Linked DNA regions of Mus musculus: regions 1, 3, 4 and 5 are each linked to region 2. A link is a loop called in an ENCODE intact Hi-C map of the cell type or tissue named here. Cell type or tissue: heart. All regions are shown on one strand. Links, peaks and the distances in the headings refer to the core of each region. The heading gives the core; the rest is flanking DNA. Region 1 overlaps Pdia5 (protein disulfide isomerase associated 5). Region 2 overlaps Sema5b (sema domain, seven thrombospondin repeats (type 1 and type 1-like), transmembrane domain (TM) and short cytoplasmic domain, (semaphorin) 5B). Region 3 overlaps Sec22a (SEC22 homolog A, vesicle trafficking protein). Region 4 overlaps Hacd2 (3-hydroxyacyl-CoA dehydratase 2). Region 5 overlaps Hacd2 (3-hydroxyacyl-CoA dehydratase 2).

Evidence for each region. A loop is a pair of places that touch in the nucleus more often than their neighbours do. Peaks named below come from ENCODE experiments on the same cell type or tissue, not always from the same donor. Only the 100,000 strongest peaks of a DNase experiment are listed, where the experiment ranks them.
Region 1: it touches region 2 in a loop (5-fold over the local background); 14 of 42 quality-filtered maps call a loop at or near these places.
Region 3: a loop joins it to region 2, with 11 times the contacts of the local background. A loop is called at or near these places in 22 of 42 quality-filtered maps.
Region 4: it touches region 2 in a loop (3-fold over the local background); 8 of 42 quality-filtered maps call a loop at or near these places.
Region 5: it touches region 2 in a loop (16-fold over the local background); 3 of 42 quality-filtered maps call a loop at or near these places.

The regions. Positions count from the first base shown.
Region 1 is chr16:35,418,769-35,425,064 of GRCm38, forward strand. It overlaps Pdia5 (protein disulfide isomerase associated 5), which reads right to left. Exons shown (of 17, transcript NM_028295.1): 11 at 4,098-4,234. Among named protein-coding and RNA genes, the nearest start is that of Gm25079, 40 kb to the left of the region's middle. In heart, for the core only: a CTCF peak has its summit at 3,557 (motif pointing right); no DNase peak of the experiment used is centred there.
Region 2 is chr16:35,625,104-35,631,399 of GRCm38, forward strand. It overlaps Sema5b (sema domain, seven thrombospondin repeats (type 1 and type 1-like), transmembrane domain (TM) and short cytoplasmic domain, (semaphorin) 5B), which reads left to right. Exons shown (of 22, transcript NM_013661.2): 3 at 2,907-3,006. Among named protein-coding and RNA genes, the nearest start is that of Sema5b, 87 kb to the left of the region's middle. In heart, for the core only: no CTCF peak of the experiment used is centred there; a DNase peak (open chromatin) is centred at 3,308; H3K27me3 peaks cover 759 bases.
Region 3 is chr16:35,317,100-35,323,395 of GRCm38, forward strand. Sec22a (SEC22 homolog A, vesicle trafficking protein) reads right to left here. Exons shown (of 7, transcript NM_133704.4): 6 at 1,705-1,770. Among named protein-coding and RNA genes, the nearest start is that of Sec22a, 44 kb to the right of the region's middle. In heart, for the core only: a CTCF peak has its summit at 2,484; no DNase peak of the experiment used is centred there.
Region 4 is chr16:35,107,489-35,113,784 of GRCm38, forward strand. It overlaps Hacd2 (3-hydroxyacyl-CoA dehydratase 2), which reads left to right. Exons shown (of 7, transcript NM_023587.2): 7 at 1-1,687. Among named protein-coding and RNA genes, the nearest start is that of Adcy5, 44 kb to the right of the region's middle. In heart, for the core only: a CTCF peak has its summit at 3,911 (motif pointing right); a DNase peak (open chromatin) is centred at 3,113; H3K4me3 peaks cover 828 bases; H3K27ac peaks cover 2,701 bases.
Region 5 is chr16:35,058,479-35,064,774 of GRCm38, forward strand. All of the region lies in intron 3 of Hacd2 (3-hydroxyacyl-CoA dehydratase 2), which reads left to right. Among named protein-coding and RNA genes, the nearest start is that of Hacd2, 39 kb to the left of the region's middle. In heart, for the core only: a CTCF peak has its summit at 2,757; no DNase peak of the experiment used is centred there.

The DNA of each region.
Region 1 (6,296 bases), core at 761-5,760, 210 kb before region 2:
ATTTCTTGTTCAGATGTGGCAGAAACCAACAGATGGCACTGGAGTGTGGCAATAGCCAGTACTTGTGGGCATGACTTCTACAGACCCTGTTTTGTCCGCTGAGGCCTAGAGCTAGACTTCCATGATGCAGCATTCATGCTACGCCCTTCACGGTGGTGTGTGTGTGTGTGTGTGTGTGTGTGTGTGTGTGTGTGTGTGTGTGTGACCGAGGCAAAGGAGGATTAGACGCTCAAGGGCTGCAAAGCCAGGTTCTGCCAACACATAAGCCTACACCTCTTTCAGCCCTTTGCTTACATTTGCATTGCCCTCCCCAGGAGATCCAGTGCAGCTCCTGCAGAGTAAGGCCCAGGGACAAACCTGGCTCTAAACCAGGTGACTACGGCTAGCCCATGTAGAGGGTCTTGGTAGGTGCTAGTCATTCAATGACTACCCAAGCACTCCTGCTCTGGAGTGTCTGTATGGCTCGCTGGGAGGGAGGGAGGGAGGGAGGGAGGGAGGGAGGGAGGGAGGGAGGGAGAAAGAAAGGAAGGAAGGGAGGGAGGGAGGGAGGGAGGGAGGAAAAAAAAAACATGAAGCCACTGGGCAAGCTAAGGCAGAAAGAAGGTGAGGAAGCTGGGAGCCAACAGGTTTCAAGGTTAGTCCGACTACAGAGGACTGACAATACACAACAACCAGGGCCCGTATGCCTGTCCCTCCAATAGCTCAGAAGCATGGTCTACGGGCATGTATACAGGCATGGAAGAAAGCTACAGGCACCAAACACAGGACACGCCACGGCAGTCAAGGGCTGCCTGGCTCTTCTGCTTGGGTAGGCATAGGGGAGTCGGGAGGAAAGCAGAAGGCCTTCTCTCCCTAGCCACTCAAAAGGAGCCCAGGACAGAACTAACCATTGTCCCAGCTCTTAGCACACGTACGGAAGTAACACTGCGAGGAAAGACTGTATGTTTCACAGGGAGTAGGCTGGGACTAAGCTCGACATTCTTCCCCATATGTCCCTGGATTGGTTACCTATAAAACTGCTAAGAGTCATCCGAAACAAGTTTGTTTATTATTTTCATGTAAGCTTTCACCCCTTCAGTCTACTGTGCTGTTTTTAAAAAGTCAGCTCTTGGGCTGGTGAGATGGCTCAGCGGTTAAGAGCACTGACTGCTCTTCCGAAGGTCCTGAGTTCAAATCCCAGCAACCACATGGTGGCTCACAACCATCCGTAATGAGATCTGACTCCCTCTTCTGGGGTGTCTGACGACAGCTACAGTGTACTTACATATAATAATAAATAAATATTTAAAAAAAATAAAATTTAAAAAGTCAGCTCTTTCAGCTGGCTGTTCTTAAGCAACAATGAACTTTGCAATTCTGAAAGTCTGTCACTTTGCAATTCTGAAAGTCTGTCTTGATGCTCATAGCTTGGTGTTTAGATGTTGAGTACAACCAAGTATACACTCTCCAGACAGGCCCAGCCACAGGGCATGCATGAGGCCACTTCCCCCAGGTGGGCCCATCCTTTTCCATTCTCCCCTTTACAGTCAGAAGAGCACTCACTCACTGAACATCTCCCTAAGAGAAAGGCGTGCTCACTCTGATCCCGTAACCCTGCCCAGGAACTAAGCCCAGCACAGCCAACCAACCGAGCTCAGCAGACTCTATGGTTTGCTGTGGTGACAGAATCCAATTCTGTTTGCCTATGTCTTTGAGAGGGTCTGCTTTCCTGCCACTCTCTACACGGCCTAGCACTGACACCTGAAACCCTCTTGACTTTCAGGATTCGCCATCTCTTTATGAGAGAAACCCAGGATCGCTCTGTAGGCCTTCAGCCTTTTGGTGGGGTTTTGGGAACACCCTGGCTCAAAGTCCAAAGCCAGACAACTGAGAGTACTCCCCGTGGAGCCCACCCTGAGCTCTGACTCTCCTTTACACTGTGAGGTCTCAGCCCTTCCTAGGCTGAAAGGCACAGATCCCAGCGAGGGAAGATGGTCTACATATACACTATTTAACGCAGAGCCATCAGCAGCGTCTGTCTAAGGGGGGACATTAGCAGGCAGCTCAGCAGGAAGTGCTGCTGCATGAACCCCTCCCTCCCTCCCTCCCTCTGCAGGAAAGCAGGGGTAAGGACCACTGATGCACACACAGACGGGGCGTGAGTGGGCATCCTTGACTGGCCATAAAAACAGACCCATGAAGGAGAACACGCTGAAGTTGCTCTTCCATCCACAACTCTGAGACAGGCCAGGGAAGTGTATGTTAGCTTAGGCGTGGGTGGGGATGGAGGCAGTGCGGCCTGATGTCCAGGCAGTGAGTGTCTCTAAGGTATCACTAACCTTAGGGATACCCTTAACTAAGACCCCCCAATCCCCACCCCATAAGGTCTCACTCTGTAGCCTAGGCTGGCTTCAAACTCTACCAGGGGCTGGGATTACAGATGTATGCCATCTTGCTTTGCTCCTTAAGCAGTAGGGCCAAACAAGACCTCAAGCCTAAAGAGTCTTGGGGAAAAGAAATGTTTTTGAGCTTTTTGTCGGTTTTCTAGAACCAGAAACAAACCACAGGAAACTCTTTCTTCGGGATTCTCAAAAATCTGGCTTTTGTTTGTTTTGTTTTGTTCTGTTTTGCTTTTGTTTTGTTTTGTTTTGGGATTTCTTTTTGAGACAGGGTTTCTCTGTGTAGGTCTGGCTGTCCTGGAACTCACTTTGTAGACCAGGCTACCCGTTAGCTCACAGAGATCTGCCTGCCTCTGTCTCCCAAGGGCTAGGATTAAAGGTGTGCACCAGCACCATCTGGCTGAATTTGGTAATTTTAAGAAAAACATAAAATGTTAGGGGAATTCATAGTAACAGTCCCTCAAGGGGTCAGGCTAGACCTTGTTGTCCCTCCCATCCTCATTCAATGGCCAATAAAAATGGAAGCAGCACAGGATTCACAAGCAGTGGGCAATCTGTGAAGATCTTATCTGCAAGGCCATGCTAATCACACTCATTTGGTTACACTTCGCTGGTAAGATAAAAGATGACCCATCCGGAAGCCACTCTGTTAGCATGAACACCTTACGCCCACAGGATTAACTAATCACACATCCTCCTCCTCCTCCTGGGGTGTCTCTATAGTTCTATATCTTCTCCCCTCTCACACTGCGACACTGCAATTCCGGCACTCATCTGTGAAGCACGGAATTCTTGGTTTGGTTTTGTTTTTGTTTTTTCTCTTCTCTATAAGCTTTTTCACACATAATCACTGGGCCCAAACTGGGAGCAGAAGGTTACGAGGGCAGAGCATCTCACATGGAATGTGGAATACCTAGTCCCAGGCTACTTAGCTTATCTCCTATTGGGTGTGGCCAGCCCTTCTCAGAAGACCCAGGAAACTCCACACAGGGCTGACATCCTTTGTTCTCCCTCTCAGGAGCAGCCCCCATCTCTTGAAGCCACGTATTCAACCTTCTGTTCTCCACAACACAGAGAGGGCACAGGCTCAGAAAGACTGGAGGCTGCGTGCCTTCTAGCCACTCTTGAGCACACCGGAGACTGGAATTCTCTATGATCATCTCAGTCTGGGCATATGGACCAGCAGGGGGCACTCTAGATATCAGCCTCACTGCCTGCTCAGCTACCAGGCAAGGGCAGACCCTCTCTGCACCTTGGACCCACCCTAGGTAAATGGAGGGCCAGTTATCTTGGGACATACCCGGTCTGACTCCTCAGCCCTTGCTGGCTTCAGGGAGGACACTCAAGCTTATTGGGGATGGAGCTTCTCTGAGTTCTGCCAAGGGACACTTGTGATTATATATATAGCATTCAGCCTGCATGTACACCTGCAGGCCAGAAAAGGGCACTAGATGTCATTATAGATGATTGTGAGCCACCATGTGGTTGCTGGGAATTGAACTCAGGACCTCTGGAGGAACCGCCAGTGCTCTTAACCTCTGAGCTATCTCTCCAGTCCCTGATCAGGATGTTTGTGCCGTTCTGATGGAGATACAGGCCAGGGGCATGAGCTGAGGAGAGACACCATGTCAGCTCCCACTGCATTGCCTATCTAACAAGTCCCAAGGCAGTGTCCTACTCTGGGGAAGGGGGTGGTAGGGGCAGCAGCGTTCCACTCACATGGGGCGTGGAACATGACGAGGACAGAGGAGTGCTCCTTCACAAACTGGTCAAAGTCTTCATCGGTCAGGTGATAAACGGAGCCGCCCTCATCTGCCCAGGGAGTCTCGGGGACCTGGGGCTGTGGTGGCAGTGGACTGGAAGACCAAAGAAACAGGCAGAGCTCAGAGCAAGCCCTGGGGTCTGAACAGCCCTTATCAATCAAATCCAGCCCCCTGGACACATAGCTCCCACACCAAGATCTTTTATACACTGGAAACTGGATCCAGAGATGGATGGAGAGGGACTGCCCTGCCCATCTCTGCCTCCTCCCCAAGCAGAAAGGTACTTAGCTGATACCCATTGCGCATGGCCACATGGCTGTTGTTTGCTATAGCTTTCTGAGACAGCTCAGGGAATCTTTTTTTTCCCCGGGAGTGTTTGCTAGCATCTTCAAGGTAGAGCAAACTTCCAGCAAGTTGGCAAGAGCAAACAGCTACGGTGCCCAGTAAGCACTGTGGAAGCTGGATGTCCTGCTCTGAGCCACCCACTGGTAGGACACAGGAGGAAGAAAGAAGTGAGGCTAAAGGACAGGAAAGAGCTCTCTGGTTGAGCAAGCAGAAGGTATGAATGGGGGTGGGGTGGGAGGTGAGCACTGAGCCAGAGGGAGACCAGGTTGGTGGTATACACCCCAGCAGAATCTGCACTGCCTTACTAATTCTTCTAGAGGCGGAGAACAGATGTTCTCCGAGCCCGCATCAACTCACTGGCTGCCAAACCCTGGCAGTTACCTGATCTTTCAGGAGCCTGTTTGCTTCACAGAGAACCACACATCAGTGTCTATAGCCCCTAGTGCTAAGTGGAGGGAAGGCCCCCAGGTACCAACTTCCCCGCCAGGACGAGATGGCTGGTGCCATGAGAGCCCTGCTGCTTTACTGCCCGGTACCTTTGCCAAAGCACCTCAACTGCAGCTTTGAAAAAAAAAAAAACCCTTTGGATGACAAATGTGAATAGACAAGCGTTGTTCCCTGCCTGTAAGTGCCGACAGCAGGGAACACTGCAGTGCTCCAGCAGGCAGGGCTGGAGAATTAATCAGAGAAGAGCGACTCGGGCTCACAGAGAAGCAAAAGCTGGTTCAGAGTCTATGAAGACTATGCTGGCTCTGTGGACTGAGCTGCCCTAAAAGCCTCAGTCTCGCTGGTCTCCAGAGAGCGAGCGAGCGCGGCAAAGCCTTTGGTTGCTTTGCTTACTCGATGTCAGATTGTAACTGGCCTGGCTAAAGAGCTATAGTTGAATCTCTCAATCTGACTATCAGACTGTGAACAAGGGAGGCCAGAGACTTAAGAATTCCTCTGGAATCTCATGCCAGGGAAAAGGAAAGGGCGCTTGTTGGAGCAGGAACCGGGCTCCCTGAAACAGATTTCATCCAGTTCTACAGTACACACTGAAACCCAGAGGAAGATGGGTCAATAGTTGGCAGGACCAAGTTTGGTCAGGACTGCTTTCAGGTATCCTTGGTCTTCTATTCAAACATTCATCTCACATCAGAACCCCAAAGATAGACTGGCGGGGGGCGGGGGGGGGGGAGCGGGGGTGTTTACTAAATCCCTTTGTCGCTCTTCCCAATGCGGCCAGGTTGAAAAAAAAAATCTCCCTTTCTGCTTTCCACTTATTTACTTTTGTTTTTGTTTTTGAGATAGTGTCTTACTATGTTGCTCTGGCATCCTGGAATTTGCTCTGTAGTCCAGGCTGGCCCGCCTCTACCTGCTGAGTGCTGGGATTAAAGGTGTGCACCACCACATCGGTCTGCTTTCCACTTTTAATTTGGTTCTTTCACTGCTTCCTGAGGACGGGCGGTAGGACCTGACTTGGGACACAGGTCGTGATCCCTACATTCTGTAACAAGAAGGTACTGGCGGTAGATTCTAGCACTAGGAAGTCATCAGCCAGGCACCAGTTCCGTGATATCTGGCTTCTTATATCTGGGCTCAAACTAACAACCCCCCCAGTGAATATCTACAGCAGTCGGATGTGGTAGCGACACCTTTAATCCCAGCAGAGGCAGGTAGATCGTTATGAATTCAAGACCAGCCTAGTCTACACAGCAAGTTCAGGCCAGCTAAAGCTACACAGTGAGGTTCTAGCTCAATCACAGTAATAAGTTAATTTTAAAACGTTGTCTATGGTAGATGATTTGCTATGAAGAAAGTAGGGGTCAGG
Region 2 (6,296 bases), core at 659-5,658:
CCCCAGACACCTGACAGATCTGTGAATAACTCCCAAGCATCCACAAGCATCAGGCAGTCTCGGAAACAGACTGGCAGCTTTTTGTTTTATAAGGTTCAATTTCCTCCTATGGGTTCCTTTTAAGGAGGCCCACCTGGGTCTCTCTTTGGCCTGTGTATTACTGGGTTTGCCACAGCATGCCCTTTCTCGGTGGCAGGGAGAAGCCAGCCTGGAGTTAACACTGGCAGTGGTTAGTCCACAAAGTGGGTAATTGAATTGACTATAATTAAAATCACAGGCGCGTCATGGAGAATGTCATTTTTCTCCTAAAGTCGCCGTCCAAAGCCTTCGCTGCACACGGAGCTCAGAACGTGCTTGGTGTTTTAAAGACAGCTTTCCCTCTGGTCCCCTTTGCCTGTTTAATAAGAGGAGGCTGGCTCTCTTCCCAAGGCCTCCCCAGGATCACGGCACTGTGCCCAGCCATGTCTCCTCCACTTGACTGTGTGAGATCCTTCAGTGCTGGGGGAGAGGGGCAGCAACTGAGAGAGGCCCCCAGTCACCTCCACCTCCACCTCCTGAGGGTCATCCCAGCCCAGACTGTGTTTCCTCCTCTCCTCGCCCCACTGAGAACAGACCAAGACGAAGACTGAGCTAAGTTCTCAGACAGTATCTGCAGCAGTGCAGTCTCACCAACTCCTTCCTATCCCTCTGCCTTTACCTGAGATGCCCCTGACCACATGCGGGTGAAAGTGCCACCTGTTCGCTTCTGGTAGGGACCATCTGGTCTGAGGAGGCCCATACACCCGATGCAGAGTGACTGTAAAATACAACAGGAATCGAACAGGGAGGGTGGAGAGGATGTGGAGGCACTCCAATCAAGGAGGTCTTCCTAGAGGAGGTGCGCATTCCATTTAATCTCTACTATGATTTCCTATGGCTCAGGGTCAGCTGAAAACCTGCCCAGAGGCTGTGACATTTCTTGCCAATCTATAGCCACCTGCTGGGGCCTAGGGAGTTTGCTTTACTTTGCTGCAGAATTTCTTCCTTATTTATTTATTATTTACTTACTTATTTATTTTATCATGCATATCACAGTTTTCTGAAAAACATCCAACTTGCAAAACCTCCCGTTCTCCTGGGAGTGATTAAGCATTTGCCTGTTGTGCAGAAATGAAGGGCAGCTTTTACTCTGTAGTGGAGGGATAATGAGCAATGATTTATATCCCTTGGATTACACACGCACACACACACACACACACACACACACACACATACACACACACACAGAGAGAGAGATCTGAACCTTGTGTGGCAGTTGCTCACAGTGGGTAGAAAGCACAAAAATTCCTAGACAGTCTACTGGCTTCTCACTGGTTCCAGTCCTGCTCCACCAGCACTGGCAAGCAAGAGTTCAGGTACTATGATGGATCAACCAGGGAGAAGTGGAGGGACTGGGGAAAAGTCAATGAGACCATTATCAGACCGTGAGGTCTGTTCTTTGCCCACCCAGTCACCATAAAAGGCTTTGGCTTTGACTAGAAAATGCTTTCTCAAAGATAGGGGTAGACACAGACCACCCGACCTCTGCCCCGCCCCTCCCCTCCCCACTCCCACCGCCCCATGGAATCTTATTAGAAAGCCTGATCATCCTCCTAGGAGAGGAGTTGAGGCTGTCATTCACATATTCAAACACGGCTATACAGGTGGGGCCTGGGGATTCAGGCAGCAAGGTCTTACCTAGACCCAGCGCAAACCACCAGGCTGAACACGCACCATAGTGGAATAATGATGTCAGGTCGTAGAAGCCTGTAGGGTCTCTTTAACCCTGCTGGGTGGTATCAGGGAAATCTTGGAAGAGGTAGTGGTGGGGGTAAATCTCAGGGTACAAAGATTTGTGGGCCTTATGGAATGGATTGGGGAAGTGTCTTAGTCAGGGTTTTATTGCTGTGAATAGATACCATGACCAAGGCAAGTCTTGTAAAGGATAACATTTAATTGGGGCTGGCTTACAGGGTCAGTGGTTCAGTCCATTATCATCAAGGCAGGAGCATGGCAGCATCCAGGAAAGCAAGGTACAGGAGCTGAGAGTTTTACATCTTCATCTGAAGGCTGCTAGCAGAATACTGACTTTCAGGCAGCTAGAATGAGGGTATTAAAGCCCACACCCACAGTGACACACCTACTCCAACCAGGCCACCCCTACCCCAACCCATCTAATAGTGGAACTCCCAGGGCTGAGTATATGTAAACCATCACAAGAAGTGTGAAACATTTTAGATAAGTATGCCTGAGGTGATGAGTTTGAACAAATTTCAACTCCTCATTAAATGAATAAATAATGAATGCCAGGTGATTAGCTGGAGAGGCCAGTGGGACCAGAACCTAAAGGTCACAGGATTGAGGTTTGTTGGAGGTTGCTGGGAAGGGATCTAAACCTGAGACTGGAGTAGCTACACATGAGTTCCAGAACTATCACTCCTGTTGCCTTGTGGGAAGTAAACCCACAGCTATAGGAGACAGGCTAGTTAGCATGGGAGGCTGTCAGCTCAAGTCTAGGCAAAAAAGGACAATGGCTTAGGTCGGGGTGAGGTCTGGGGAGAAAGCAGCTAGTGGAGCCTGGGGGGAGAACAAATGGATGCGCACTGAGGTGGCTGCTTAGCGTCTCTGTAGGAATCCAGGGTAATCATAAGTTTTCCTTTGCTCGGGACAGAGTCCTCTCCCAGAGGCAGAAATACAATACTCTAATCCCTGAGGTCAGAAGGCTGGCTGCTCACAGAGGTGGGCAGGTGAAACCCAGGTCTCCTGGGGCCTTCAGCTCCATGTTCCACCTCAGCTGGGTGATCTTCTCTGGTGTGATACGCTGAAGCTGGAAGCATGGTGGGTCCAACGCCAACAGTAACAGAAGTGTCTCTCTCTGTCTCCACCAGATCTGAAGCCGTGGGTCTTTAACTTCACCTACCCTGGAGTCCGGGATTTCTCCCAGCTTGCTCTTGATCCCTCGAGGAATCAGCTCATCGTGGGAGCCAGGTAATGGGGTAACATGGGAGGAGAGTATGGGGGCACTTGGAGAGGGGCAGAAGGGAAACTGTTGGGATGAGTATCCACACTGATCTCGAGTCCCCGTCCTCCATACCAGGCCCTGTCTGTACTGACTGTCCACCAAGTAGGGAACTTGTGGGATTGATTCCCAGACCACACAATCTCAGCTAGATTCATTCATCAAATATTGTTAGGGGATTAAGAGCAAAGACACCTGCTTCTATCTTCTGCCCTCTAGGCCCTGATGCCAGGACCGGCCCAGTTAGAGGTACCCAGGCGCCCCCTGCTGGCAAGCTGCCTGCCTGCACCAAGGGTGCTGCCCGCTGCCCTAGGCCATATGTTTCCTTTACAAAGAGCCTCTTTTTCTATAGTCTGCCCACCTTTGTCCCCACTGTCCAGACCAGGACTCAAATGCTAAACCTTTCTGGGGAGGCCTCGTCTTTCAGGCATAACTATCATGAATCATTCATTGCCAGCTTTGGAAGCAAGGAGCTGAGATGAGGTAGGGGGTACCTGGGTCAGCGTCCCCCACAGCTTCTGGGAACTTGCTGAAACATGATACTTGAGCCTCTTGGGTAAGAAACTCTAAGAATAGGCCTCACCTTGCTTCAACAAGGCCTCCCGTGACTGGTGCGCAAGCTTGAAAACAGTCAGACCCAACACACACAGCAAGACTATGCAAGCTTGGGACTAGAACTTGGGCCTCCTGACCCCAGCGGTCTGTGTTAGGGCACTGAACACATGAGGATCTGGATCGGCTTGTGTAGCTGGGAAGGACACTTTCAGGTGACACTGTGTAGCTGGCCATCCCTGCCCTTTGGCTCTCCCCCTTTTGTTTGCTGTATGAGAAGGAGGTGAGACACCCACAAAGCTCTGGTCTGCAGGCAGCTGAGCTGGATCAACTTGGAGTCTCAGTTTTCTCTTCTATGGCCAGGGATGCTAGGATGGGATGCTAGGGCAGAAAGCATTTAAAACCATTCTGAATGAAGTAAACATTTTATAGCAGCAGCGTTGCATGTGACTAGCCGGTTACAAGAGTATTCAGTGAGAGCAAAGGCCACACCCTCACAAGCCGCTGTCTCTAGGTGCTCCTGGTGTTCTCTGAGAGGCAATCTGCACACACTCAGGCAGCCCCGACTGTGGGCTTTCTTCCTCAGGAAAGCGAACACTTGTTTTGCTTTGTATTTTGAGAAGGTTCCTCACTCACGCACAGCTGAGAGAATACAGGGAGATCTCACGTCCCCTTCTCCCAGGTCCTGCCGGTGGCAAGCTATAGTGCAGCAGTGTAATCTGGTAACTGCTACTCATGCCATCCTTTCTCCCGGCTAAGGCTTTACCAGCTGAGTAGACTGACTCACATCTGTAATCTTAGCATTAGGGAGGCTAAGGCAGAAGGATCGCCTTAAGTTCAGGACAAGCCTGGGCTACATAATGAGGCCTTGTCTCCAAAACAAGTGAAAAAGCAAAGCAAGCAAATAGGGCTAGTGAGATGGCTCAGAGAGTAAAGGAGCTTGCTGCCAAACCTGACTGACTGGGTTCAATCCCCAGGAGCTACATGCTTGCCAGGGTATTCACGTGTTCACATATACATACATACGTACATACATACATACATACATTCATACATTCATACATACATACATACATACATACATACCCATTCTCTCTCTCTCTCTCTCTCTCTCACACACACACACACACACACACACAAAGTTAAAAGGTAGTAAGTACTGCCGGGCGTGGTGGCACGCCTTTAATCCCAGCACTCGGGAGGCAGAGGCAGGTGGATTTCTGAGTTCAAGGCCAGCCTGGTCTACAGAGTGAGTTCCAGGACAGCCAGGGCTATACAGAGAAACCCTGTCTCAAAAAACCAAAAAAAAAAAAAAAAAAAAAAAAAAGGTAGTAAGTACTAAAAACAAGCAAACCCAGAAACATACATACATACATACATACATACATACATACACACATACCTTTTATGCCTAGAGAGTGGTGTCCCAAGACTGTGCTCTGAAATGTGACAAGAAAACATGACTGCCACATGCATTATTTTATGTGGCATCTGTGTAATAAGTTACATCACACAACAGATAATTCAGTATATGTAGCAAGCCATGCATGCAGAAAATGGTCCAGGACTCATTGTCAGCCCTGGAGGGAGGCTCGGATCACTCCCATACTGTACGTAGGTGGAGAAGCAGCGGCAGAGAGGTTGTCACCTGCCTGTGTCACACTGCCTCACCAGATCCACTTGGGGTCTCCATACAAACCTGCTTCCATAACTGTCTTCTTTATGCAGCTTCTCGTGGATCTTTGAGCCTAGCTCTGCCCTCACACGGAGAAGAAAGCATTCTCTCCTGGATTGCTCCCTTCGGCTCCTGGAGCCTGTGTCCTGAATCCTGGACCTTTTCTGACAGCCCACCCTTGGTTTTTGTCCTAGCGCTTTTCTTTCTCCTCTGTCTGGATTTCCTTTCCCTCTCTCCCCGACACCCTTGGACCTCTGGAATTCAGGCTGGGAACTGTTTTTATCCATTTATAGCCTGCCTTATTCCCTATGGGACCAGGAGCTGGGCGGAATGCTGAGATTCCCCACTCTCATCTCCCGGCCCTGAGAGCCGACTGAGACGTCGTGATGGATGATTTTCGATGGGATAAAAATGAATCAAGTGATGTGTTGTTTCCCTTAATTTGTTAGAGCTGTGAGCAGATGCCTGTGTTACCTGAGAACACAGCTGGAGCAGAGCCACAAGCTGGAGCCCATCTGTCCCTGGGCCAGGAGTATGGAGGCCAGGAAGCTCAGCCAAGGATCTAGAGAGGGGGCTGGGGAGGGGCAGCAGAGGCTTACAGCCAAGGTCATGGGCAAGGCCACCCCACCCTAGGCCAGAGGAGAAGCTGCGCTCAGCTTCTCCCGGGCCAGCAGCCAAATCACGGAGAGGAATCTCCCAGCTTAAAGTGTCCCGTTCCCACCCCCTGGCTTCCTTCAGCAGGGCCCCTCCTTCCCTTTCTGGCCCAGTGTCTCCTCGTTTCGTCTCAGCGGGGCTGAGGTGGCCAGGGCTTCCTAGATTAATTATTCCTAAAGAGTCCAGGAACCTGAAGAGGGATGGGCCAAAGGCAGATCGAAGAGGCGAAAAGGATGCTTTGGAAAAACCAGGCTACATCCGCTTGCCATAATAAAGACTTTAAATGTGTCTCCCGGGGACCATGAGGAAGCCAGGCATGAACTAGTTCCCCATTTTACAGACAGAGATATGGAGGCCCACCAGGCCCCAGCCGACGGT
Region 3 (6,296 bases), core at 414-5,413, 310 kb before region 2:
AAAAACCCTGATGGACTGAACAGCTGGTTCAAACAGTGACATAGAAACTGACAGGACCAACTGTGACAATATAAATTACCAACATCAGAAAAGAAACACTATCATAAACATTGCAGACACCAAAGGAATAGAGATATGACTACCAACTCTATACATATAAATTAGATAAAATAGACCACTTCCACAAAACCCCCAAACTACCATAATTTCATCTGCTGAAATAGAAAATGTGAATCATTCTGTAACTATTAGGAAAACTGAATTTAAGGTGGTATATAGCTAGGGTAATAAAGACCATATGATTGTGGTAGAAGGATAATAGACCAAACTAACGTAATTCAGAACCCAGAAAGTCTCACAAAATACACCAACTGAGTTCATATAGAGGTGCAAAAGCAATTCCGTGGAAGAAAGCAGTCTGATAAAGAAATGGTGCTGCAGCACTCGATCACGAACAAACAATTTAAAAAGAAAAAGAAGCAGGATTAGTGACTTGGTTGGGCACAGAGGTGGCATGCTATAGGGGAGTGAACCTGTGCTCTAACTCTGCAACAGTAGCCTCGGCTCCTCCCTTTTCCTGTTATGCTGCCACAGAACAGTACTGAGTCCTTCTGTCCTCATTTTTATAAATGAGACAATAATCTTATATGACAGGGTGTAGGATTAAAGTGGGAAACCCTCAAGAGAACACTGTGCAAACTGAAGCACACTGTGTTCCACTATCAAACACATGGCGTCACATTACCTGTATGAAGTGTCATTTGAAACCTGTCAAATTTAATAAGACTTCTAAAGATAACATTAAGAAAGTTTAAAGATTTTAAAGTGAAGCCACTAAAACTAAAATGTATAATGTATGTTTGTGTAGAGCTCAAATACCTATCAAAGTATTTTCCCCCGGCGTCCTACTAAATTTTGGGTAGTCTTAGGTCCACACTGAGCTTTAAATAGTCCTACCTTTTCTTTCTTTTTCCCATAGACGCCAAAGGAACACGCCACTTATAAAGGTTGGGTCAGTGGACCCTGTTTGCTCCTTATGGTCTAACAAAGTTATTCCTGAGTATTCCTCACTGCCATGGCCATTCTTCCCATCTCTCCTGAGACTGATCTCCCTACTGGCCAGGCACAGAACCTGCCCCCACCCCCACCCCGAGTCGTCTACACATTCACTGGCCTTCCTTCTCAGTGGCAGTATTTCTTTCACGGCCTTGCTGCTATTGCCAAACTTCACGCTCCCTTTATTTTCCATCTGAATTGCTAGAATCATCTCCCAACTGGTTTCCTAACTGCCAGTCCTTCTGTTTACAATCCATCCTATTCGCCTCTACTGAAAAGTCATGCCTACTTAAAAATCCTAAAATATTACTTTGCTGTGTCACTCCTTATTAATGGCTTCCTCCAGAGCACAAATCCTCTCGTTCTCACTAGACAACTGAGAAGTAGCCTTTCTGCCGCAGGCACATGACGTGGCACCCCTGATAACCCACCACAGAGAAAGGGTTAGGACTAAGTCCACTGTGAACATCTGCCTACAACTCAAGATTGACGTGTAGGTTACAAAGATAACAGAAGACCAAATTATAGGAGAGGCAAATAACTCAGACACCATTTTTATGTATTTTAAACACACAGGCAATTATGAGACCCGACATCTGAAACAAATAGCAATGGGGAAGTGTTTGTTACAAATGGGAGGAAACCTACCTGGTAAAGGCAGGCTGCTGTCCCAAGGAAAAATGCAATAATGTAATTAAGATCCTCACCATCACTCTGTAAAAAACAAATCAAGATTACCTTTTGATTGGCAGTACTTACTTAAAAAAAAAAAGCCAAAAACAATCTACCAGGATAGGATATGTTTATGTTTATACACACTCAAACATTTTACAAAGTGGTGTATAAAAAATAGAAATATAGAACACATGGTAAGGCAGGGAGCGAGGAGTAACTGGAGATCTGATTCAGCAGCTAAAAGTACTGACTCCCTCTCCAGAGGACAGAGGTGCAATTCCTAGCACCCACATGGGGACTGACAATGTGTCCAGGTGCGAGGGATCCAGTGCTTCCTTCCTGACCTTCATGTTCTCCAGGCAGGCACACAAGTGGTACAGAGACATACATGCAGACAAAACACCCATGCATACAGATACATTTAAATTTAAAAGGCAGAGGAATGGGACATTGAAGAAAACTGCCTGCATTCTCTGTGTCTTAACTTCACCTATCAGCAGCCTGTCACCCCAGGGATGATGAGAAGCACCGAGGAAAAGCTAGCTTCCTCACAATACAGAAAACCTCTTCTTCCAGTAAAGCCACATGAAAATGCACTCCACCCTGGCAGTGAGCAAGCTCCCCCTGCTCGTGAGGCTCACCACTTAAATACAATCTGACAAGCTCTACTCCCCGGAAGCACATAAATGAATTGCCTAATAAAGTAACTTGGCATGATAAATAAAACTGTGGTGACTGAAAAGCTACTGTCCACTAGAGTGTGCTAAATCCCCAAAAGAAAGATCAGGCCTGGTTATAATGTCACTGAGCTAGAAAACAGTAAGGAAGAATAGCCAGAGCCTGTGAGAATAGAGAACCATACACTTGTCCTTTGTTCCTAGCAAGTACCGGCATTCAACTTCCTTCACTGTGTGGACGAACAGTACACAAAACCAAGGAAGGAGGAGTGTTTTTCTTCCATGCAGGGACATTACACTAGACCTCTTATTTTAGGAAAAATAATTTTCTTTTTCCTACAGGATCTCATGATGTAGCCCAGGCTGGCCTCAAATGCTCAATCCCCTTGCTCAGCTTCCTAAGTGCTGGCATTACAAGACTGTGCCACCAAATGTGCCTCTCTCTGCCCATGTGGGTGGAAGGATCGGTATACAATAGAAAGAAAAGCAAATTGCTTTAGTGCAGTTGATTGAGTACAGAACAGGCCACAAGGCAGAGTGGCTTATGCTAGTGAGATCTTGGAACAGAAACTATTAATCCCCCTAGGATGCTCAGGCCAGTTCTGCCCCAGAAGCAGGCAGTTCAACAGTTTCTACGTTTTTAATTCAAAGGCTTGAATTAAACTGCTTATTTTTTTAAGTCCTTTTTCCCAATTATAAAAGTTTATGTTCAAGCTAGTCAGTGGTGGCGCACGCCTTTAATCTCAGCACTTGGGAGACAGAGGCAGGCAGATCTCTGAGTTGAAGGCCAGCCTGGTCTACACAGTGAGTTCCAGGACAGCCAGCTCTATATAGAGAAAGCCTGTCTCAAAACACAAATACGCGTACACACACACACACACACACACACACACACACACACACACACACACACGCACGCACACTATACAAAGAAGTCCATGTTGTTCTTATATAAAGGAACAATGATTGTTAACCTTTCCGAGTGTTTCTGGCTTTTTCTCTCTACCTCTCCACTCTCCATCCCCAAAGAAATGAACCTATACTTTTGCATGCTGCTCTTTAGTATTTTGGTTGAGTCATAAACACTTTCTAACATGGTAAATACATCAACCACAGAATATGTGAAAGAATATATAGCCTTTCAACATATCACAGGACCTAATTACTGGTCCTATAATGTAACAGGTTTTTTTTTTTTTTTTCTGAGAGTACACTGCCATTTGAAATCTTTCTTAATTGATTTTACAATACCTCAAAGCATGTTTCCAGAGGCAGTCTGTGCTTAAATCTTTATTCACAAGCTGTATTTTTTATTTCTTAACTCATTTCTGCTTTGTAGTAAGTACTGCAAACAACTCTCGAGTCTGAGGACCCTAGGGCATTAGTGCTCTCTAGTCCTTGGGCATGTGGAGTCTAAGCCTCCATCCTGCACACTTCAATATGAGACCCACAGCATCCTATCTGCAACGAGCTAGTTACTGGCAAAGAGATCACAGGTCTCCTGACTTCCAGGGCAGCATTTCTGTTATTGTCACAGGATTCATTTTCTAATACTCCATATGAAAAGTAGCTCTGCTTTCGCCTTGATCTAATTATCATCATTTCAAAACTGATCGTTAGAAGAACCCCTGCACTATAAACAGTGTGATAAAAGCTTATACACTCCTGAGGTGTCAACTCACAACAACCTTATTAACATCTCTAAACTCAGAACAAAGCTAGGAAGCAAGTGCAAATAATCCAATTTACACATTACTCTGAACATGAAATCAGATTTACCAACTTAAAAATAAATATATATATAGAGAGATAGATATAGATATAGACAGACAGACAGACAGACAGACAGACAGACAGAAAGAAAGAAAGAAAGAAAGAAAGAAAGAAAGAGAGAAATACATACACACATACAACAAAGAAAAACTTTGGTGCCACATATTTTAATAAATTCTATCACTCTTAGTAACAGTTACTAATCTAGAATAAGCAAACTTATGCTGAGTCTTATTTTTTCATTTTCTTCACACTTTGTGTCTGCGTATGGTTGCACATATAAGCATGCACATACACATGTCACAGCAAACAGATGGAGGTCAGAGGAAAACTTGCAAGAGTCAGTTCTCTCCTTCCATCCTAGGGGTCCTGGAATCCAACTCAGCAATTAGACCTGTAGCAAGAGCCTTTACCAGCAGAGCCATTCCACCAGCACACTTATCTGGGATCTTTAACAACAATGGCAATACACAGGAATGCTGACTCCTGTAGGTCTGCAGAGTTAAACATGCCACAAACATAAAGTAACATACTAGAAGATAATAATTCTTATTATTCAGAGTATTTACAAATCAAGGTTATAAAACTATAAACTTTAAATTAGTACCTATCTACTATACTATTCACAATCAGGAAATATACAATATATCATCCACTAGATTAAAGTTATAATTTTCAATAAATTCTTTACTTATTTTTCCTGTTTTAACAACAGGGAATCACTATATAGTATTGAATGGTCTGGAACTCACTATATCAGGCTTGCTTTGGACTCACAAAGATCCTAAAGGCATGTGCTATCACACCCAACAAATAAACCCTTTACTTTATAAATCAAGTTTTATAGAACTATGGAAGCTGTTGATTTTTCAGCTCTTTCACTAGCAAGAACTGAATAACTCCACTTATATAATTCTTAATATTTGTACAAAATTCTTCAGAGAAAGCTTCAGGAAGAACTATTTAACTTGTGATTTAAAGGGATTATTCCTAACACAAAATGCACTGAGAAACCAGAAGAGACTAGACCAAGTCTAAAGGCTTTAGTGAAGACAAAAAAATGACTTTTCATCCCGTATAAACTGTGAACAAGAATAACTCTGAAGGAAAGAAAAAGTGACCAACATCATGTCATTGTTACACAAAAGATTTACCTGTATCTGAATTTTTGGTACTTGAAGAATCTACCTATTAAACTGGATTAACAAAAGATGTTATTTTTTTTGCTTCTGTTTACCCTAGAGAAACTGTTTTTCATTGCTGAGGATTGAACCGAGCGATCTCGTACTGTTAGGCTACTGTTCTAGCATTAAAGTTCTACTCCTAGCCCAACAGTTGTTTTGGTGAGCAATTTTACATGGTTCAAAGTAAGAACCATCTAGGAAGAGGCACTTAGTGAAGCCTTGCTGCCTCTCCATTCGTTCCCCATCTGCCAGTCCACCATGTGTATTACCTTCCCAACCTTGCAGAGCTTGTTTATGCAGATTAGAACATGCTGTTATTCAACCAGACCATTCTTGCTATTTGCGTATGGAGGAAGGGCAGTAAGTTGACAGGGGCTAGTACACACAAGGTCCATAGGCCCGACCTGCATTTCACTGGCATTCTCAAACTGGCACAGAATTTATATATAGACCTTAAAACACAGATCAGATTCCTAAACCACGCTCCATTCTAACTGGGGCATTAATGTCCTCACATGGCCTATGCAGACCCCCACAGGCAGAGGAAGCCTACCTAATCATGCTTCTAAGAACAGGCTAAGTTCAACAGGTTGAACTTTTAACTGCTGCCAAGTAGGGTTGCACCTCACTGGAGAACATCAAAATATCAAAGCTCGGGGTAAGAAACATGTCTCCCTTCCAGTTTTCCTTGGACTGATCACCAAAGAAAAAGTCTTTGTTTTACTCTTGGCTTCTTAACTACGCTTTTGTGTGTGTGTGTGTGTGTGTGTGTGTGTGTGTGTGTGTGAGAGAGAGAGAGAGAGAGAGAGAGAGAGAGAGAGAGTGTGTGTTGAGACATGGTTTCACTATGTAGCCTTGACTGGCCTGGAACTCAGAGAAATCCACCTGCCTCTGCTTTCCAAGTGCTATATTAAAGGAGTATTCCACAGAC
Region 4 (6,296 bases), core at 909-5,908, 520 kb before region 2:
TTCACAGCACTTCCTTGCTCACCTGTGTATTAAAGTCCTCTTAGGATAGGCTTGGAGGAGACAGGCAAAGCCGAGGCCCACCCAGCTCACAGCTCCCAAAGTGCGCACGGCAAACTCCTTTTGAAAACAGAAAGCAAGGTTCGGATGAATGCCAGGACCAAGTTTAGATTGTGCTCGATTTTAACCAGTCCCTTCTGAATAGGCTCTCTCCCCTCACTTGCTTTCTTTTTCTTTCCTTTTTTGTTTATCTTTAAGACTTTAAAAATCTTGCCATTGTCATTTAGAATATAATTGTTCCAATCAGAAGAATATAATGAAAACTACATTTTCAAATGCATATTTTCATAGGAGCTTGAAGAGCTAATGCAGGCAGGTGTGTAATAAGTTATTGTCAAACTGAACATTAGAATTCTGCTTCAAGTCAGCTCTCTTGACTTGGCTGTGTCAAAATCAGAATCTATTCTGGTATTTGGTAGACAAATATGTGGGAAATATGTCTTTTCAACCTTTTCTCCCTTTTTATTCCTCCAAACTGTATTGCTTCTGTGAAACAGAATTAGCTTGGGTTTCGTCCGCCTTTTTACTGTAGCTGAGATTGTTACCATTGCGTTGGAATGCCCACAGAAGGTGGCCTGAAGCAGATCATGCAGCCCGAGAGACCCCTGGGCCTGCCTTCCTCACTGCTACATCTGGATCGCATCAGACTGAGCTGCACTGAGGAGAACACAGTCACCAGTTTCCCTCACAGACAGGGTCTCAATCCAGTGCCTGCTTGACATGTGCTCTAAGATGCAGCAGACAGCAGGGTGTCCTTCTGTCCCCTCTCGGGAGCTGGCTGTTAGGTCTTTTTCATCCCTAACATGATTTGATTTCTCTGTTGAGGTAATCATGTTCTTTTACAAACTGAGAACATCCAGCCTCCTCAGGTGTGACATCTAATGAGGTGTGAGCACGGAAGGTTCTTTTTTTCAGTGGCTCTTTTGTCAGAACTAGAGTCAGCCATCACCCTCGCAGCAACCACCTGACTGCAGGTCAGATCTCCCCCAGGGGCCCTCTGCCAAAGGGACAGAGTCTTTGAGGTGCACAGGGGCCCTCTGTAGACTTGTATGGCTAATCTGCGTCATGCTGAGGCTGGGACCACCATCATAAAGGCCCCACGGAGTTAGTCATGGAGTAAAGCACTGTCCTCCCAGACAGGAAAGTCTAAAGCAAACTGAGCAAGAGGACAGTGTGGATGGTGCCCGGCCAGAAAGACAGGAGGCAACCGTGCCTTGCTTTTCACTTGTGTTGGCTTTACATTTCTATTAAAAGCCTGGTGTTGCTGAGGTCCAACCTGAAAACCATACTCAGTTCTGAGTTTCAGATAAACCATTATAAAACATCAAAGTCACTACACACTGCTCCTTTGAAATTTGGGTAAAAAAATTATACAACCATATATATAGTCATTTTGTATTTTTTCTATGTTGTGAAAACCAAAATTGTAATTTTATAAGTCTTTGATTCACTAAAATTATATAATTTAAATGTATTTTTTGTATATTTAGGAATAAGGAGCTCAAAAACTATGCTTAACTTTCTACGCATGCACTTGAAAGCTGTTTTTATCTGATATTAATGTAGTAAGTTATACTCATAAAACACTGATACATGTTGCATTCCAAAATAAATTGGTGTGTGCTCTGCCTGGGTCTGATCTGGAGCCATGTTGCAAGAATGTGGAAACTCCCATTCCATTATGGACTCCGCTTGTCCTTTGATGATTTTCAAGCCTGTTGCTGATATTACTGGTTCTGTACTTAAAGGAGAAATAGGCTTTATTAAGTGGTTTCTCTCAGCCAGTTCGACGTCACACACACCGAGGCAGTCTGCCAACATGCCGACATGCTCACAACATGAGCAACCCCTCCCCCCTAGGAACCAGGGATCTAAAACATCAGTCAGAAGAAGTCAAGACCCTCGGTCCCACAATGAGGGTTTGGTTTTGTTTGCTCTGGGCAGTTTCTGAGGAGCATTTCCTTTTCAGCCTTCTAACGTTTCGCTGAGCCCCAACCTGGCAGATGAGTGTCTCCCAGTAGTGTCTGTCTTTCATAAAAACTACATGTACCTCACCTAAAAATGACTCCAATTCCAGAACATTCCTGGGAGGTTTTCACAATGTCAAACTCAAACATAAGTGCTGGAGGGACCTGGGTTAGAATGTCCCCAGCAGGGTCCCTGCTGACCCTCCCACTCTGGATCCCAGTTTCTTAGAGAGGTCTCCATGAACAGGCTCATCAGGCCGTTTGACTACACAAGACCCTTTGTTCTCACTTAGGAAAACCGACTCCGAGCAGCAAGTGGCAAAGCCAGTGGTCAAGGCTGCCTGTGCACAGCCTTTACAGTTCTAGCATGGTGGTGGGAGCTGGGTCTTTCTGATCACCATTGTCTACTTTGTGGCAATTGTATGTGTATGAGCCTTGTCGTAGAAGAATTGCCTGTAATTAGGAAGCCGCCTGCCTGTTCACAGTGTTCCAAAAAGGCTGCTGGGTTCTGTTCCTTTAACAAGAGTAAAAACTAGCATTGCAATTCATCATATTGGTTTTTTTCTTTTTAATCCCAGCCTTACAAATAGCCTGGCTCATTGTCAAGCCATTTGGTAGTGAAGAAACTGTTATAAGTAACTATTACCAAAAATAGCCATACCTATTAACATTCCTCTCCTCGCATCTAAGAGCCAGACTAGGGGAGACTCGTGAAGTTCTTTTGTGTGTGTTTTTTTTTTTTAACCAACACTTTCTTTGAAAAATATGAGGGGCTATTCCTTTTTTTTTTTTTTCCTATTTAGTGTGACACCCATGGTGTTACATGGAAAAAAAATCTCCATACCAAAATTAATTTTTCCCACAAAAGGTAAATTTGCTTGGTGACTCCCATTGGGTCACAAACCTAAATCAATGAGAGGTTTTGTGTTGAAGCCCCTGATGCTCCCTAATTCTAGAGCACAAACTCCTTTCCACAGCAGGACCTTCACATCTGTATGGCAGTGGGTGGATGGAATCCAGATGTCCTGCAGAGTTGCAGCCTGGTTGAACAGTCTGTAACGCCATTCCCGCCTCCATGTTGTGCTGGCCAGTCATCCCCACTAGGGGGCAGCACCTCCAAAGCAATATGGGCTTCAGGAACCAGCCTCAGCCCAAGCAAGGATAGGAAGGGGCAGAAAGGCACACAGATGAAAATTAGTCACGCATCTATTGTCCATATAAAGCAAAGACAGGTTTGGAGCCCATTCTGGAGGCGTACAGAGAGAAAGCAGCTTGGGCGCACGCTTTGAGGGTCGTGTGTTCTCCCCCCCCACCCCCCAGTGCCCTCCTGTCAAGGACTGTGCCACCCAGAGCTTTGATGGGGGAAGAAGGGCTGCAAGCAGGTGTTTGCACTGCTCAGCAGCAGAGCCTGCATGTGATTATTTCAAATGCCCCAGGAGAGCCTTTCCCACTCTTGCTGTCTCTGGATATTTTTGGAGGGCAGTCTGGGCCATGAGAAAATGTCAGGCCACCTTATAAGGCGGTGTCTGGACCCGAGAGTGCTGTCTGCAGCTTGTTGGGTACACTGTGCACTTAAGTTAACTCGACTCTTGGACTGTGGATTTTCTCACAGATTCCAAATACTCTGTCTCTGCCATGAATTATTCTCTTTAACAGACTGTAGATCTGTCTCCAGAGAGAGCTGTTTAAATGGCTACCATACTGAAGGTACCAAGCAGGTCACCGGAGGCTCCCTCAACCACACTGTGCCTGTCATCCACAACAGCCCTGAGTGGCAGGAGTGGGTGGATATAGGGGTGGGGGGTGGCGTCTGGTTTAAAACACGGAGACAAAAAAGGAAAGTTTTCTGTTCCCTTTCACTCTATGAATGTATTTTGAGTCTCCAAGAGGGGGCGCTGTGCCAGACTTTCCAAACCTGTTCACACACACAAACACACACCAAGGCTTCCTGAACACACCTTGAAAAACATCACTGTAGAAGGCTGCTTTCCCCACCCCTTCTTGGGGATGACGAGAGTGGGGCTCAGCCTGAGATCCAGGAAGCTACTACTTTGGTTTCTACGTGGTTCCCGATGCTTTAGAAAAACCCCCCTCGTGAAATAAATAAGTGGATCCTTAGATTACTGACGCACGTGTGCTCAGCCCCAGATGGAGTGTGTCGGTTGCTGTTTTCCAGTGGGTGTAAAAGGCGTCACGGTCACACGTGAATCTGTTGCAGAGACGGGTAGGGATCGGCAGCCCCAAGCCGAGTTCAGTCCCCTGCACCTCAGTATTCTCAAGTATTCTCTCAAGTATTCTCAGTATGCACAGCATGAGTGTGCCTAAACGCCATCCTCCTCAAATCCTCCGGATGTTATCTCTGATGCCACCTAGGCTGGGCATGCTGCTGCTCACACCCGTAATCCCAGCTGAAGCAGTGGATTTCTTTGATGAGGATAACCTGAATTAGAGAATGAGTCCCTGCCTCGGGGCGGTGGGGGTAGGGGAGGCTGTCAGAAGCAAACCCTCCAGTTTTTGCTACCAAAATTCTAAAGCTGATTTGGGAACATGCTTTCGATCCTGTCAGCCTCTACCCAGGGCTCATCCGTCTCTTGTGCTTCAGACAGTCCAAGTCTCTTGGTGCTTCCTCTGAGCTCTGGCCTCCCTTGCTCTCCTTGTCCCCTGCTTCTCTCTTCGTCTCCTGTCATGCTGTGCCACAGATGGGGTTCTCTCAAGATTACTAGTGGTCTTCGGGTTATGGGACACAGGGCACACTCTTTATTTAGTCCTTGTCTTAGGGCTGGACACCCAACAGTCTTGACTCTAGAAACCATGATAGGTTTTGGAATAGATGGTGAGGTTCAACAATGGCCGATGCTAGCCCAGAACTCTTGGTTTCTCCTCAGTGTGTTTCCCAAAGAATTTATGGAGAGTAAACCAGAAAGTGTTGTGACTAATCTTTCCAGGGTGGAGTTCCTCTAGGATTTGAGAAAAAAAAAAGCCTCAAAACATTCCTTCTTAAGCCAATGAGAAGTGGTCACATAGACTAAAGGAAATTATGAGACCTTCCAGACTCACTTTAAATCCCATCACTCTCCCCTCCAGCACCAGTACTGTGAGGGGAAGACAGGTGGAGCGCCTGTGCCCCCGTGCCAGGCACCAGCCTGGCCTTTGCAGGTGGAGGGCTAGGTCAGGAAGGACAAGGCAGTTTCCAAGGAGAGCTAGAGAGAGCAAGCCCCACTCCTCTCTCCACTTAAGCCTGGAAGAGGCCCCAGAGATTACATCCCTATGCACCGACCTCTTAAGGCTCATCAGCTCCGCTTGCTCCCATAGTGAATGTAGCTCCATCAGAACCATGAGACTCTGCATCATGATCAGCATCCCTCTTCCTTGGGGAGGGGCTGATGCGTAGGCATCTCCCTGGGAACCAGCATCCTCCCTCCCGTCGGCAGCCATCTTGTGGCACTGTTCTGTGTGCTTTAGCCTGTGCTGTTTTTCTCCTGTTTTCTAGGCCATTGTCTTCCGTCTCCTTCCTAACTCACTTTCTCACACACCAGGGTATGCCTCAAGAAGAATGCATGAGTCCACCCTGCTCCTGCTTACACCTGCAGCCCATGTTTTGCTCACTCCTGTCCGTGGTTGTATTTGTAGGGCCATGTGGAGTTCGACAGTGGGTGTGTCCACAGCATGCTTGTGGAAGTCAGGAGGACTGGGGTAATCCTTTCTCTCCTTGCCCCGTGTGGGTTCTGGGAATTGAACTCAGGCTGTCCTGATTGGCAGCAGCCAGTGCCTTTACCTGAGAAGCCATCTCCCTGGCCCTCTTATGGAGAATTTTGAAGAACATTGTAGGACTCTTGATCTTGGAGGTTCTGACTCAGCTTCGAGTCTCATTCTAACCCAAGAACTCTGGCCAGCAGGGCCAGAGCAGATCTAGCCTGGGGAAAGGTTCTACTGGACACTTGCCATTTTTTTTTTTTTTTTTAATCAATTGCCAACAACTTAAAACTGAAAGACACCATTTAGTCTTCAAAAGGCAAGGCGTCGGGAGTGGACATTCCCCATGAGGCCTTGCTGACACCCAGGGAAGACTTCCCGTGTTGGATCTGATGCTAAGGGAAGGAGCAAGTTCTCAGCCCAGTGCTGTCTGTATAAAGCCTGCCACTCAGCCTGCCACTGACCACTCAGGTCCTGGAGGCCGCTGGAGCAGGTACTAAGATGGGGAACAGATCTCAGACTTTGAGCTCCATCTGTATGCCTCTCTAACCTCCACAGGGAATCCATAACCGTCTATTC
Region 5 (6,296 bases), core at 571-5,570, 570 kb before region 2:
AGTGGTAGGCAACAGAGTTAGGGTAAGTCCCCCACTCCAATTGGTAGGGGACCCACATGAAGACTAAACTGCACATCTGCTACAAATGTGTGTGGGGCCTAGGTCCAGCCCCTGGATGCTCTTTGGTTGGTGATTGAGTCTCTGTGAGCCCCCATAGGCCCAGGTTAGTTGACTCTGTAGGTCTTGTGGTGTCCTTGACTCCTTTGACTCCTTCAGTTCTATCCTGCACTCTTCCACAAGGCTCCCCAAGCTCTGCCTGAAGTTTGGCTGTGAGTCTCTACATCCGTTTCCATCACCTGCTGGATGGAGCCTCTCGGGAGACAGTTATACTAGGTTCCTGTCTGGGATCATAACAGAGTATTAGTAGTAGTGTCAGGAATTGGTTCTTGCCCTTGAGATGGGTCTCAAGTTGGATCAGACATTAGTTGGCCATTCCCTTAATCTTTGCTCCATTTTTATCCCTGTGCATCTTGTAGGCAGGATAAATTTTGGATTGAGGTTTTGTGAATGGTTTGGTGTTCCCCTCATACCACTGGGAGTCCCATCTGGCTACAGGAGGTGGCCACTTCATTCTCCATATCTCTCAGCTAGGATCACCCCCATAAACTCTCGGGAGCCTTCCCTGTGCCTGGTCTCAAGCTCATTTCAGAGATGCCTTCCCATCAATTTCTGTTCTCTTTCATAGCCCTTTCTTGAGCCCTACCTCCACCCCACACCTGATCTCCATCCCTGTTTCCCTTCTTACCCCCCTCTCCCACCCATTTTCCTCCCCCATCCACTTCCAATGTCTATTTTATTTCCCTTCTGAGTGAGATTCAAGCATCCTCCTTTGGGTCCTCCTTGTTACTTAGTTTCTATGGGTCTGTGGATTGTAGCATGAGTATCCTGTACTTTATGGCTACTGTCCACTTATAAGTGAGTACATAACAATACTTGTCTGGATCTGGGTTACCTCACTCAAGATGATATTTTCTAGTGCTATTCATTTGCCTGCAAATTTCATGATGTCTTCGTTTTTTAATAGCTAAGTAGTAGTTCATTGTGTAAGTGAACCACATTATCTTTATCCATTCTTTGGTTGAGGGACATATAAGCTGTTTCTAGTTTCTGGCTATTCCAGATAAAGCTACTATGAACATAGTTGATTGAGCAAGTGTCCTTGTGGTATGGTGGGGCATCTTTTGGGTTTTTGCCCAGGAGTGGTATAGCTGAGTCTTGGGTAGAACTATTTCCAGGTTTCTGAGAAACCGCCAAATTGATTGTCAAAGTGGTTGTACAAGTTTGCACTCCCACCAGCAATGAGGAAGTTTTTCCCTTGCTCCAAATCCTCACCTGTTTAGCTCTCTACCTCATTTTAAAATTGGATTATTTTGTTTGTTGGTGTCTAATTTCTTGAGTTCTTTATATATTTTGGTCTAACAGATGTAGGGTTGGTGAAGATCTTTTCCCATTCTGTAGGCTGCCATTATTTGCTTTTCATGGTGTCCTTTGCCTTACAGAAGCTTTTCAGTTTCATAAGGTCCCATTTATTAATTGTTGACCTTAGTGCCTCTTGGTGTTAACGTTCAGGAAGTTGTCTCCTCCTGTGCCAAAGTGTTCAAGGCAGTTTCCCACTTTCTGTGAGATCTATTGTGTCTGGTTTTATGTTGAAGTCTTTGATCTACTTGGACTTGAGTTTTTTTGCAGGGTGATAAATATGAATCTATTTCCATTCTTCTACATGCAGACATCCAGTTTGACCATCACCATTTGTTGAAGATGTTTTCATTTTTCCATTGTATTATTTTGACTTCTTTGTCAAAGATCAAGTATCTTTAGGAGTGTGGGTTTATTTCTGGGTCTTGGATTCTACTCCATTGATCAACATGTCTGTTTTTATGCCAAATGCTTGCATCTGTTGTTCCTGTTCTCTTTCCTAGGTTTTCCATCTCCAAGATCCCCTCAGTTTGTGTTTTATTTATTGCTTCTACTCCCATTTTCTGTTCTTAAACAGTTTTATTTACTTACTTCACTTGACTGATTGCATTTTCCTGTATTTCTTTAAGGAATTTATTCATTTTCTCTGTAAGGGCCTCTAAGGTTGGCTCTAAGGTCATCATCTTATGCTTCAGCTGTGTTAGGATATTTAGGGGTTGCTGTAGCAAGGCACCTGGGTTCTGATGGTGCCACATTGCCCTGGCTCTTACTGTGTTCTTACACTCTCCTTTCCCATCTGGTTGTCCTCTGGTGTTGACTGGATGTTCCTGATACCAGCAGGACTCCCACAGGAGGCAGGCAGCCTGACAGTGGATCCCAGGGAACAACATGCTGCTCACCTCTTCTGGCTGTGTGCAGTGTAGACACAGTAGACCTTGAGTCACGTTTATATTGATACACGGTTGAGTTGTCTTTTGTAAGTCTTGATAAATAAATTGAACCCATTCATAGTTACTGATAGGACAAATACCGTTTGTTTTTGTTTTTTCTTTTGATGTCAGTTTTTAAAAATATCTTTTATTTATTCTTAGACAAGTTTATACATGTATATCTTATATTTTGATCATATTCACTCCACCAGGATACCCCCATGTGTCCCCTTCCTACTTCATGTCACTGCCTGTTTTGTTTGTAACCCATTTTTGATTGATTTGTGAATAGGCTTTGAGGTGTGGGTGAGTGGAGCCTCACTTGAGGTTGGCAGGGATGAGTGGTAAGTCCTGATTAGTTTTCTCTTTAGTGTACAGGATCCTGCACTTGCAGCCCCTTCTCCACTACCAGTCGCTAGAGGGCACCTCTTGCTTTCTTTTTACCCATCCCTTACCAGTAGTAGGGTCCTTTCAAATTTCAGATTGCTACTCCTGTGGGCTCAAACAGACCCTGTGACTGGTTCTGCAGTTAAGAGGTGTTTTCTACAAAGAGCGTATTGTCTCCTTCATAAGTGATTTGAATCTGATTCTGGCCCCCTGTACTGCTCCTCCCTCTTTTGAGTAATTTTTCTGAATTCTCTTTCTACAAAGATTTGCAGTAGGAGCTCAAGGTAGTTGTGCTGAAATAGAAGTCTCTTGTTTTTCACCTTAAGAATGATTGGAGCCAGCTGGCCATGGGGTTGTCATCCTCTAATCCCAGCACTCAGGAGGCAGAGACCAGCTGATCTCCGTGAATTCAGTGCCAGCCTGGTCTACAGAGTGAGTTCCAGGACAGCCAGGGCTACACAGAGAAACCCTGTGTCAAAAACAAAAACAAACCAACAACAAAAAAGAATGATACTAACGAATAAAAACAAATACTAACCCATATCTGTTAGTTGTGCTAAGGGTTTTGGGTTTGTATGGTTTTGAATTTGTTATTGTTGATCTTTGTACATTTAGAATGGTACTCAGTTGTATAGATATGTTGCGACTTGGATTGGTTGGTTTGTTTTGTTTGTTTGTTTGTCTTTGCCAGTGATGTATTTGTTGACTATGTAGGTGGGTTTTCTTGGTATTTTGTTTTTTGTTTTGTGATGCTGAGGATTAGAACCAGTGTTTTGCACATTGTATATTATAACTGTACCTGTAGTTGTAACTTTGTCTCTGTTGATAATTCCTAGGCAGAGGTCAAGAGTAATGTCATTTGTAGGCTTTTCCTAGTTCCCATTCTGCATTTGTCCTCCAGCAAACCCATAAGTATCTAGAGTTTGTGCTGGCCGTCAATCGAAGGTGCTGAAAAGCAAGGCCCAGCTCACTCCTATGTCCAGGAGACAGGTGGGAAACAAAATGTGACAGACCTTTTCTCAGTGAAATGCAGTGGGCACAAAGGAGAAGGCCCAGAGCTGCTTGGGAGATTTCCACTATAAAGAATGGATATCAGACCCTCCAAGGACAGCACTGAGGTCTCGCCTGAGGTATGGCCATTCACACTTGTGACCCTTCAGTCTGTCTCAGCACCTGCTCCTATCCTGAGATCTTTCTCCCTGTGTTTCTCAAGGGTTGTTGCTGCGTGGGCTTTGGTCCTCAATCACTGTCCTCTTAGGGACCTCCCACTGTGCCCTCACCATTTCTCTGCATCAGTGGCTCCCACTTAATTACTTCTGAGTCACACCTTGGTTCTGCCCTTGCTCATTCTTCAGACACTACAATCCAACTTGCACAGACCCTCCTCATGCTTCACGCTGGCCTGTTCTTACTCCTGTTCTCTGGATCTATGTGGCCCTACCCATTTCTGCCTAGTTCCCAGTCAGAAGCTTAGGCCAGCCTTTGCCTTTTCTGCCATCTGCTTTTCTCTCTGCCTCTTTCCTTCAGAGAACTTTGTTTCTTTTTTCTGTCCATAATTTTATCCTTTTTTTTTTAATCCTTTTCTGAGGAATTGGTGAGAGACTCTGGCTATACAAGTCTGATGGTCTGAGACTGACCCTCAGATGGTAGTAGGAGAGAAGCAGCTCCATGTGGTCAGCCTCTGTCCTTCCTGTCAGGTGAGAATGCGTGTACACACACAGTAACAACTTTTAAGAACCTGTTTGAGCTCATGTCTGCTTTTTTAAAAAAAAAAGCTCTCTACATTCTTTTTTTTTTTTTTTTTTTTTTTTTGTCTTGCCTTGCCTTTCTTTCTCCATCTATTTTCTTCAATCTTGCTCATTATTTTCTGTTTCTTCTTGTCTGCTTGCTTCATCATGTGTCTGGTCTGTATCCCCTGCCCTTAGACTTTCTCCAGTCTCACTTCCCAGGTACCAGTTTGGTCATGACCTGTTCTTTAGAGAGCTTAAGCTCAAAGCAGGAGCCAAACTCAAAAGCCAGGCTCAAAGGCCGAGAGTGTCAAGTATAGGGTCCTTTGGTTTAGAAACAAGGCACTGGCCCCTTTTCCTTCTGAACCCAAGAGATAGACCAGTCTATCCATGGAGCATGTAGGAGTTCCCAGGTGACACCTCTGAGATACTTTGAAGACCTCTGGTGTGACTGGGAGCCCCACCCCCACCCCCCACACACACACCGCAGAAACCTGAAAGCTAATAGAAGATTCCTCAGTGATTAGGACTCGGAGCTTGAAAGGAATGCCATTCAGGTAGAGTAGTAGTCTTGATGTTTTTTATGCCAGTTCTTCACAGCCTTCTGGAGTCGAGGTATGTCTTTAGTTCTTATATAGTTGTAGGTTTGAGAAATATGACTAATATTTTAGTTATTGGGGGGGCAGTTGAGTTGAATAATGTGTTTTGAAATCCTAAGTTGTTCTATTAATGACAGCTACTCAGAGGAGCCAAAGGTCTATAAATAATGGTAGATTAGCACCTTGAATAGACTGTCGGGAATCAAGTAGATAGCTTATTCTTATAGATCTTTGGAGATAGACTACATTGCTTATGTATTGACTTAAAGGAAAAGGAAAAAGCGGTATGTGAAATTTTAGGGCACAAATAATCATTCAGTTTTGTATATATCCCTGGTGTTTTCTTTTGCTTTGCTTGTTTTTCCTGTTACAGATTGAATCCAAGGCCTTTATGCATGCTGACTACATGGTCTACCATTGAGCTATACCCTGCAGCCCTTGTTTAATTTTTGATAGAGTAGAATTTCAAAAATTAATTAGTTCAGTTCATTATGCTTTTGAAGGGGCATAAGGGATTTGTTGTTCTTTCTGAATTGATCAAAATGGTTATTGCTTCCAGAGAGTGAGCTGACACATGAAGTCATTAATTACACAATTGACAACTTATCTAAATGACTTGTGATTACAAATAGGCTTCTGATGAAAGCATCTATAGTACTTCTTTTATTTAGCAGTGGTTTTCTGTTGTGTGTTAAAAGTTGATCACCCCCTCCCCTCAAATCATTGCTTAAAACATGTGCTTGCGGTGTTGGGGCTCAGGACTTCATAAGCAGCTTGGCTGGGTCGTTGTAGCTTAGTGTCCTGTCATTTCAGTCAGTGTCTCAGGTCCTGGACTGGGATGGGGGTGTCTGATAGTAAGAGGGTTCTTTTATTGCCTGACCTCTCAAGACAGGACACATTCCTGGAATATCTCTAAGACATGATAATCTGCTTCCTTCTAGGGTGGGAGCCGCAGTGGCCTCTGTGATGTAGACTATAAAATCATGTGCTGCTGTCTCTGGTTTTTTCTTTGTTAAAGCATGTTACTAAGTGCACACCACAGTCAAGGGGAGAATTAAATTCTACATCTGAAGAAGAGGAGTATCAAAGACTTGGTGCGCATATTTTAATATCACTTTAGACTTGTTTTGACCTGTGTTTTCCCCTTCTTTTGCTGGAGTTGGGCTTGAGGCATAGAGCATCCTTAGTAAATGATGGCTTCCAGTGGTGCTCGTGTGAGCAACAGTGTGGCCACTTTA